Linked DNA regions of Homo sapiens: all the other regions are linked to region 2. The links are chromatin contacts, found by Hi-C or POLR2A ChIA-PET in ENCODE. All regions are on one chromosome and are shown on one strand. Each heading gives the region's core, a stretch centred on a gene start or an enhancer-like site at or near the end of the contact. The rest is flanking DNA. Distances are from core to core; before and after follow the strand shown.

Evidence for each region. Hi-C counts contacts between places; a loop is a spot of excess contacts on that map. ChIA-PET counts read pairs that join two places held with the same protein, here RNA polymerase II (POLR2A). Pooled maps may share reads with other maps.
Region 1: a loop to region 2 is called in a map of Calu3, with 5 times the contacts of the local background. The contact joins two enhancer-like sites. A Hi-C loop is called at or near these places in 3 of 168 maps with a recorded cell type or tissue (Calu3, PC-9 and endothelial cell of umbilical vein) and 1 of 50 pooled maps. POLR2A ChIA-PET finds 5 or more read pairs at or near these places in 2 of 52 experiments (H1 and OCI-LY7).
Region 3: a loop to region 2 is called in a map of endothelial cell of umbilical vein, with 5 times the contacts of the local background. The contact joins two enhancer-like sites. A Hi-C loop is called at or near these places in 4 of 168 maps with a recorded cell type or tissue (Calu3, Right ventricle myocardium inferior, endothelial cell of umbilical vein and 1 more) and 3 of 50 pooled maps. POLR2A ChIA-PET finds 5 or more read pairs at or near these places in 2 of 52 experiments (OCI-LY7 and PC-9).

What each region holds. Positions count from the first base shown.
Region 1 is chr3:169,347,819-169,350,831 of GRCh38, reverse strand. The region is part of intron 2 of MECOM (MDS1 and EVI1 complex locus); the gene reads left to right. Among named protein-coding and RNA genes, the nearest start is that of MECOM-AS1, 99 kb to the left of the region's middle. Within about 2 kb of position 1,316, at least 4 of the 41 ENCODE cell types and tissues checked have a DNase peak (open chromatin) inside an H3K27ac peak, as active enhancers do; they include endothelial cell of umbilical vein, where a contact is called at or near this core.
Region 2 is chr3:169,386,925-169,389,624 of GRCh38, reverse strand. The region is part of intron 1 of MECOM (MDS1 and EVI1 complex locus); the gene reads left to right. Among named protein-coding and RNA genes, the nearest start is that of MECOM-AS1, 60 kb to the left of the region's middle. Within about 2 kb of position 1,269, at least 14 of the 41 ENCODE cell types and tissues checked have a DNase peak (open chromatin) inside an H3K27ac peak, as active enhancers do; they include endothelial cell of umbilical vein, where a contact is called at or near this core.
Region 3 is chr3:169,429,817-169,432,708 of GRCh38, reverse strand. All of the region lies in intron 1 of MECOM (MDS1 and EVI1 complex locus), which reads left to right. Among named protein-coding and RNA genes, the nearest start is that of MECOM-AS1, 17 kb to the left of the region's middle. Within about 2 kb of position 1,413, at least 6 of the 41 ENCODE cell types and tissues checked have a DNase peak (open chromatin) inside an H3K27ac peak, as active enhancers do; they include endothelial cell of umbilical vein, where a contact is called at or near this core.

The DNA.
Region 1 (3,013 bases), core at 67-2,566, 39 kb after region 2:
TCAGAGTCTTTCCACTTTAATTCTCTCTGTGGTAAATACACAGCCATAGACCTGTTATTACTTTACCATCCGATAGAGATATAACATGAGTCACATAAGTAATTGAAAATGTTGTAACAGCTGCATTTATAAAAAGTAAAAAAAAGGTATAATTTAAATAATATATCTAACCAGAGGATCCAAAATATTGTAATTTCTAAATGCAAAAACTAAATGACTGAAATACTGTACCTATTTTGTACTAAAATCTTTGAAATCTGGTATGTATTTCACACTTATAACACCTCATAATTTGGACTAGCCACATTTCAAGCACTTAGTAGCTGCATGTGGCTACTGGCTATTGTATTCTACATAGCCTTGGAAAATCTCGAAGACTCAATCTTTTACAGTGTGATTCAGCTCAATGTTAGTTATGACAGAGAAGGAAGCACTGAAAGCCACTGTGGAGCCATCTGGCCCAGCCTACTCATTTTATAAATGAGGACACTGAAGGTCAAGAAGGGTCAGTTACTTGCTCAAGGTCACCCAACTACTTTGGGGGTAGAGCTTAGACCAGGTTCCAAGTCTCTTCCTGAATTTTAATTTATTTTTAGTTCTGTTAAAATATGCTGCTTTTGTTGGCTGCTTATGTAAAGGTGTTGACATGTGAAGTGTAAGAGAATAACAAGCACAAAACCAACTAACAACCAAATAAACAAAATAGGGAATTGTTCAGATAGTCTTGAAACTTTGAATGTTGAAGGAATACCACTCAGGTAAAGGATTATTTGTTAAGATTCTTGCATAAACTGCATATCACTTCATTAGACTCTATCATATTTTTATAAATAAATATTGATATTATAAGTAGATATATTAATTGAATTGTAGCCATTATAAACAATTTATTTTGGTATCTCTCTCAGCCCCAAACAGGAAAATAATGGCAGGGCTTGCATTTCATTTTACATTGAGTTACTGGAGTTTTTAACTTGGATTGTTGTGATTGAAGCCTTGATAGGAAAATGACTGAGTCCCTGTCTCATATTCATTGGCCCACAGAGACTCAAAGAAGAAAAGATCGTTCATTCTTCTGCATTTTTCTTTCCTTAGACAATATCTGCAATTAAGCCCCACCTGACAGGGCTAGTAAAATGCTGCCGATTACAATTTATCTAGAAAGCATAGACGGGAAATATACAGGTCTTCTTTTACAGAATTGGCAGCTGATGGTTATTGAACCTGAGCTAACATTCCCAAATGAAATGAGGTGGGGCAATTTGAGTCATATGATAACAATGTTGTCATCCTGGAGAACAGTCTCGGTATGAATCAGCACAGTTCTGTGAAAATTAAACATGTGAACACCAAGCAAATGCCACAGAACCTCCTTCAGTTACAGGCATGCATACCTGTATCCATAGGAGGGCCCCCCACTAGAGCGTGAAGTGGCCCAATGTTCCTGGAGAAAGAGAGGGGCTGCTGTCACCGACTAGACGAGGTTTGTAATAGTATCGTCCTGTTTTCACTCTCCACAGTAGAAAATTTCTACTAGGCTAACAAGGCAGAGGGTAATGAGAAACATGCCAAGTTTAAAAAAAAGAAAAAGAGCAAGAAGGAGGGGTCTAACCTACGAACAGGAAACAAATGTGATCAATTACTCCAAGTGTGGAGCTCACAGATACCTTATCTTAGGGCTCCTTAAAATAAAAGCCTGATTGTTACCAAATGCGTCTAAGAAGTGAGGGAGAAAAACACTGGGGGAGGGGGGAAAGGGGAGGATGAGAGGGAGGGGAATGGGGGTGAACATGACTTTATATTGATGTAAAAAAATGCAGTTCCACTCTGGTTCTCAGTCTCCTGAAGTATTTAGAGAAGTGGTTAACAACCAATCATAGCCTTAACTGTGCAGGCAGTAAAACAACTCAATATTTGAAAAATAAAAGTACCCAAATATGACATGAGGGCAGGGGGAGGTAGACCGAAATAGTAATGTATCATGCTGCTGAAGATGCAGTCATTCTAAGGCATTTGTTCTGTTCTTCATAATTATTTGACTAAAATGTTTTAAAGACAGTCTGTTTTTTGAAATGATTGCAAATAAAAGGTCTATGGCAATAAATGTGTAGAAGTTATTAATCTTTTCTTTGACTCAGAATTGAAATATTCATTTTTACATTAGCTGTCTGGCAAGGAAGTCTACATATAAAATGTTTACTTCTCTTATGAAATAAATAATAATAGTAATTACAGTGTTAATACCACTCATCTTTAAAGGATTGCTTTGTAGTTCCTGAAGAAGAACGAGGTAGAATCCCATGAAAAGGTGTGAGTATATTCTACTCATCCTCAAATCAGGAGGGAAATCTCATAGTTAAGGCTATGAGTCAGGACCTCAGGGCTGGTGGATCTTGGCTACATATTCCCCAAATTTCCCATAAGTGCAATAGAATTAACACTATCCCTTTCTTGGAGATCCTGGGTCAGTAGGTGTTACAGGATTATGTTATGAGGTGTGACTATAAAGTAGTAAGATTGTTTTTCACACTCCACACCCAGAAACAGCCTCTTTTTACTTCAGTGAATAAAAACATACTAATTTTTCTAAGGGCATTCACCTCATCTGGTCCTTATGCACATGTGTGCACACACAGACAGAATCTGCAATATTCCCATCTTTCTCCACTCTCACATACACTACCACTGCTTTCTCAGGGAACATTGACAAATGCATATGGAATAGAGTTATTTCGGTTGCTAGAAATATTTTTTTTTAAGGCTCAGTGTCTTGCTGGGAAGATGCCCTGTAGATAAGCAGAGAAATAATCGCCCATTTTCAGAGGACTTTGTTAGAATGGTCTTGTCATCCTGTTCTGCCCATATTTTTCCAATTAAGTTCTAGCCTGTTGGAATCGAATGTCTTCATGGGATGGCAGACTGCTCAAGTAGGCTATTTTGCACATATTCTGTAGCATGCTTAGCAATGGGGCTTGTCAGTCAGTCAACACGTATTTATTGGGCGTTTATGTGG
Region 2 (2,700 bases), core at 20-2,519:
ATGAATCTGAAGGAAAATCACTTTGGGGACATAGAAAGCTTATGAAGAAAAAGCCCATCAGGTCCATCAGAGGTTGCTAAAAGTCTCTCAAAAATTTGTACTGGCAAAAGAAAGTAGAGGCACATAGCTAAAACATAAAAGAAAAACTATCTATCTGATATGTGATAAGTCTGTTCTTACCTGGTCATTCCAGTGGATATTGGTGACGGTGGCTCCTTAACAACAGAATAAGCCAAACATTAACCAGCTCATGTTTTCCTTTGGAATAGTACTCACAGAACTTTAATGTCTTTGCGTTAGCTCTTTTAGATTCAGTAACTAGATACCAAATGGCTTTACTGGTACCTCAAGTATGAATTTTCTAGCAATTTCTTTCCATTACCTTTTGACAAAAGCTTAGTTCCATCTCTGAAGAGAAAGTTTTGGAAGAGGCGAAGCCCATTTTTTAATAGCTTAGGAGTACTAGTTTAATTCCCAAATCATATTTATTTAGTGAAATGTCTGTGAAATTCCTAGAGGAGTGGAAAATCTCTTAACCAGATTTAAAAGCCACAGGACATGCAACAGTATGCCGCAATACCAGGAGAAAAATAAAAGTTTGCTCATTGATTTAGTCCCTTATTTTCCATCCGTATCACATTCTTTGCCATCTCCCTTGCTATCTTGCCCCCAATACTTCCATTCTGAGTCTTTTTGACAACTCGTATATGAAATATTTTTAGGAAACACTGGGGAAAAGTTCCATAAGGAAGACATGGAATAGCATGGTACTATGAAGTAGCAAATACTAAAAGTGCAAGGAAGCTTAGAGGGTCATTAAAAAAATTCTAGTGCCAAGCCATGTTGATAGATTATTTCCAAACATAATGGTCGTATCTAGAGACACGGGTTCTACAGATTCAGTCCAGTGTCCAAACACTCCATTTAAGTCTCTTTTCTTCTCACTCCCCTCTGGAGCAGGACATGCTAAAGACTATGCCCATCAGCAGTTCCCATTCTATTCAATGTCTCTGTTTTCTAAGCCTGTAATTCTGCACCCTTGCTACAGTCCTTCACAGCTTGTTTAAGTCAGTTTTCTGGAAATTCATTTTCCCTACTTTTACTAGTTTCCTTTCTTCGTTTCTTTGGGATCTTAAATTTCATTATCTTGGGGCCATTCTCATAGAAGATTTTGCTGGCCAGTTCATAGCCTCCTTCTTTGTTCTGTTTGTGCATCTGGCATTAGTTGAGCTCCACCCTTTTCCCCAAGCCCAGCACGTGTTTATTCACTGTGTTACTGGTGCAGAAGAGCTGGCTCCCGAAGTCCTCTGCTTTCTCACAAACAAGCCTCTGTAACTGCTCTGGAATTGTCCTAACAAGGGAAGAAGAGCATGTCCAGTTTTAATTTTGTAAGGAAATTGATGTCTTCCCCCTCCCTTCCCTGCCGCACTGTTAGCAGGCATCAGCTCATGGACTTGTGCTCATGTGCTCACGTCCTACCAGGAGGTCCCTAGTGGGGCTTTGAGGTTTGGCCGAGCTGTTCTCCTCCTAGAGCAGGGCACACATCCTCCGCTCTCAGCCACGTGTAATCCTTCCTGTCTGCTTGCAAGTTGGGCACAAAGTACTGGCGCTTGGGCCCACCCTCTTCTTTAGTAGCAATTAACCTTTACTACAGAGCTTCCTTTGAAGTTTGCTCATGTTTTTATTACAAAACTGCAATGAGGAACATAATGGGGGGAAATGTCTAAATTTCTGAGTTACCTAATCTGTTCAATTCCCTAGTTGAGCTCCTCTTGGCAGTTGTTTCATGTAGTTATGATCTCAACCAGTCTGCCTGGGATCTCAAATCATGTTTCTGTCTCAGCCTATTTTTAAGATTAGGGAGCTATTACACACACACACCCCTACACACAGATTGCAAATACACATGGATGTGTGTATTATATGCATATATGTGTACAGTTGAGTATAAATAATTAACTTCTTAATAACTACAGAAATCAGTCTTACTTTATAGTCAAAGTATGTATATATGCTCTTAATATTAAACTTTTTAGTTGCTGAATATTTTCTATCAATGAACTAATGTGAAGAGTAGAGAGAAAAATTATTCATGTTACTATCACTAATGATAATGCTGAGTGATAAGTATTATGATGGGCATTAATGGTGAAACTCAGGATTTTGAATGGCATCTGACCAGATTTGCAGTTAAACTAGGCGGAAAGGCCAAAAGAAACAAATGGTGAGTTATATAAAACCCACAAAAAGAGAAGGCATTTAGGCCAGCCTTGCAAATAAGAACCGAAGAATTACGAGTGAAATGGCATTTTTTTCTAGCCTGCCGTTCACAGGCGCTCAAATAAATGAAATCATTTTTTTTTCTGCTTTTCACTCAGCAGTAAATCACTCATTGGTAATCCAAGGTTGGTAGAAAAGCAACTATGAAACTCAAAGAAAATTCAAGGGAATCTTTTTTTCCCTTCTGTAGGTAAGGACTTTGTAAGAAAAATGTAAAAATCACAAAAGACATATAGACTTAGTTCCATAAAAGTTAAAAAAAATCGAAATACCAAATGGCAAATTGTCTACTAGGAAATTTTAAAATACAATATCCAAGGGCTAATTTATTTATCATTAATAAGACAGACATGAAAGCCTAATTAAAAGTGGGCAAAAACAATGAACAATTTGCAAATAAAGAAGTTTGAATGACAAATA
Region 3 (2,892 bases), core at 164-2,663, 43 kb before region 2:
ACATTTTAAAATTCAATAGTAAAGAAGAAGAATGAAATAGATGTATAGCCTAACAGGGCTTTTTGTGTTCTATGAGGTTGAAATAATTTATCCACATGATGAACCTTCATATTTTAAATGTTTTCTGTAATTTTTAATGAAGAAAGTATATGTCTGTTTGTGTGTTAGAGAGGGAGACATTGACATCTGCTTTACTGTTTCATAAGTCTTTGAGATCAGCTAAGGCTAAATAATGAGAAGAAAAAAATGACAGCCCGGCACAGTGGCTCACGCCTATAATCCCAGCACTTTGAGAGGCTGAGGCCAGTGGATCATCTGGGGTCAGGAGTTCGAGACCAGCCTGGCCAACATGGTGAAACCCTGTCTCTACCAAAAATACAAAAGTAGCCGAGTGTGATGGTGCACCCCTGTAATCCCAGCTACTCAGGAGGCTGAGGCAGGAGAATCACCTGAACCTGGGAGGCAGAGGTTGTGGCGAGCCAAGATAGTGCCACTGCACTCCAGCCTGGGTGACAGAGCAAGACTCTGTCTAAAAAAAAAAAAGACAGTAGTACTATCACAAAAATGACAGTGGAACTATCACTTTTCTTCATGACAAAGGGAGAGAATTAAACAAGATTCATACTAGGTCTCGAACTGTTGTCTCTCTGGCCTACAGTCAGTTTGTAGACACATGTAGTTTGGCTAACACAATGTGAAAAAAAAAAAGGTGAAAAACCTCACCCCAAAATCCAAATTTCTGATTTATCTTGAAGTATCAGATTATGTGGCCATATCAAACCAGTTTTCTCCATGGCAACACTCAGCCATACCTGATAGCAGCTCCCTCCTTTAGATGGAGCATGGCCTCTCCTAACCCCTTGGTCTGTGCCATCTCGTGTTGCCTTACACCTCATTTACCTGGTATGCTGGATGCTCTTAGCCATTTCTATATGTAAGTACTAATTCATGCTACTGAATTGAGAACCCCAAACAGGAGAATCTAAAAATCTCACAACCGTGTGTATTTGGCTTTAGGATTTGTGGCAGACCAGTCTACCTAATTGTATTTACCATGGAAAATATTGAAATTAGTCTGTGCGACTTTGAATCTAATCAGGTGAGTAAATCAGGGAATCCATCAGGGAATTACAAAGTAGGGAAGTTAACTTGAGCTCAAAGTTTGAAATAAGGGCTTTTTTTTCTTGTGGTACCATTTGGCAACAGGTCAAGGGACCTTTATTTCTTCTATGTAGGTCTTAGAGACCTATAATTCTGGAAGACCCCGGTTTTGATAATGTTCTACTAGCAACGGTAAGCCAGTAGGCAGTGCCAACTTTAGAAAACAATTATCAGGACATCTATGCAAGGTATCGCAGCCTCTTAGTAACCACAGGAAGTTCCCAGCCTCTCGCCACAAGCTTGAGTTTCCAAGGCTGACAGGTCCCTGCTACTCCCTTCCTACTCCTCCCACTTGAAGAAAGGCCACAAGTTCAGATTTCCCCACCAGCTAATGACTTTGGGTTTGTCTAACTCTGGCTGTAAGCTCTTTGGCATAGTTCAACCTTGCTTCTTTCAGAGGACAAATCTTATCTTTTTATTAGCAAACAGGATGGCTTAGATATGTCTTTATAGGACATTTGCTGGAGCATAATTTAATATGACTCATTTCCCCTTATATATAAAGACAGTGACTGAAACAGACAAGGGGAAAAACAAGCCCAAAAATGTTATTAGAAACTTGCACTTGAAAATGTGTAAAATTCTACTGCAGCTGGGGGATTTATTTAGAATGACTTGGCATTCTTTGCTTGGATGTCTAAATAGGCCTTGTGATACCATTTTTGGCCTCACTTTGAACCTAGTGTAATAAAGAAGGAAATGAAAGCAAAGGTAAACCTAAAGTATTGTTTTACTCTAAATGCTTTCAGTAAAGGGTCTTGTTATCTAATGATTGGTACTAGATGGCTGGTATAAATCGTATGGTCTGTTCTTTGCACTCATGGCTAAAGGAGGCAAAGGCAAAGGAAATCAATTGGAACTAGCAGGTAACAAATGACCAGTCTTAGGCAAACATAGCAGGTAGGGAAAATAGACTTGTGGACACAGATTACTAGGAAATAGTGCGGGAGGCCTTTTTCTCCTTATTCAAAATCCAGTGCAATTATACAAAGTAACTAATTAGACAATTATGAAATACAGGAATTGTTTTATCTGTTACCACTGTAAGCCTAGAACCTGAGAGCTATTAGTTTTCCAAGGGCCTAAAAAATTACTTGAAAAAAATTACTGGCTTAAAAATATGAATGAAAATGATAAAATCACAATTAATAAATGTTTATTAATGTAGTACTATGTCATCCAGTCCAGTATAATTCAAATCATCTAGAGTTGTGTTTTAATTATGTTAAATATAGAGTGTGGTTACATTTTAATTTTTGATATAACATAGGATGCAGCTTCCAAAATTAAGTAGCTAGGACAGGCAAAAGTCTTAAAATGGCCCTGATGAAAGATTGCATTTTATAGCTATATAACATTTTCTGCCAGAGGCCATCCAGAATATTGGAAATGAGGATTTATTGAAAAACAAATTACCTTTAGCTAGTTCTATGAATGGAATAGACTTACTGTTCAAAGTAGAATCTTACCAGGGAAGGCATCAATGAACATTCTACTTCTAACTTCTCTAAACTCACGCCATTCTTAATCATTTTTCAAAGTTTATTTTCTTCTTTTAGAGTTAAGTGCCCTTCTGCAAAGTACAAGTCAAGCTATATCTTTGAACTTTCAGCTGTAGGAGAGACAGTGGGACTCTGCAACACAGAGACTACCTGATTCTGCATTTATGCCATTCCTCTTGCTTTGTTGTTGAGGATTTTTTATGCACAATATCTTATTTGATCTTCACAA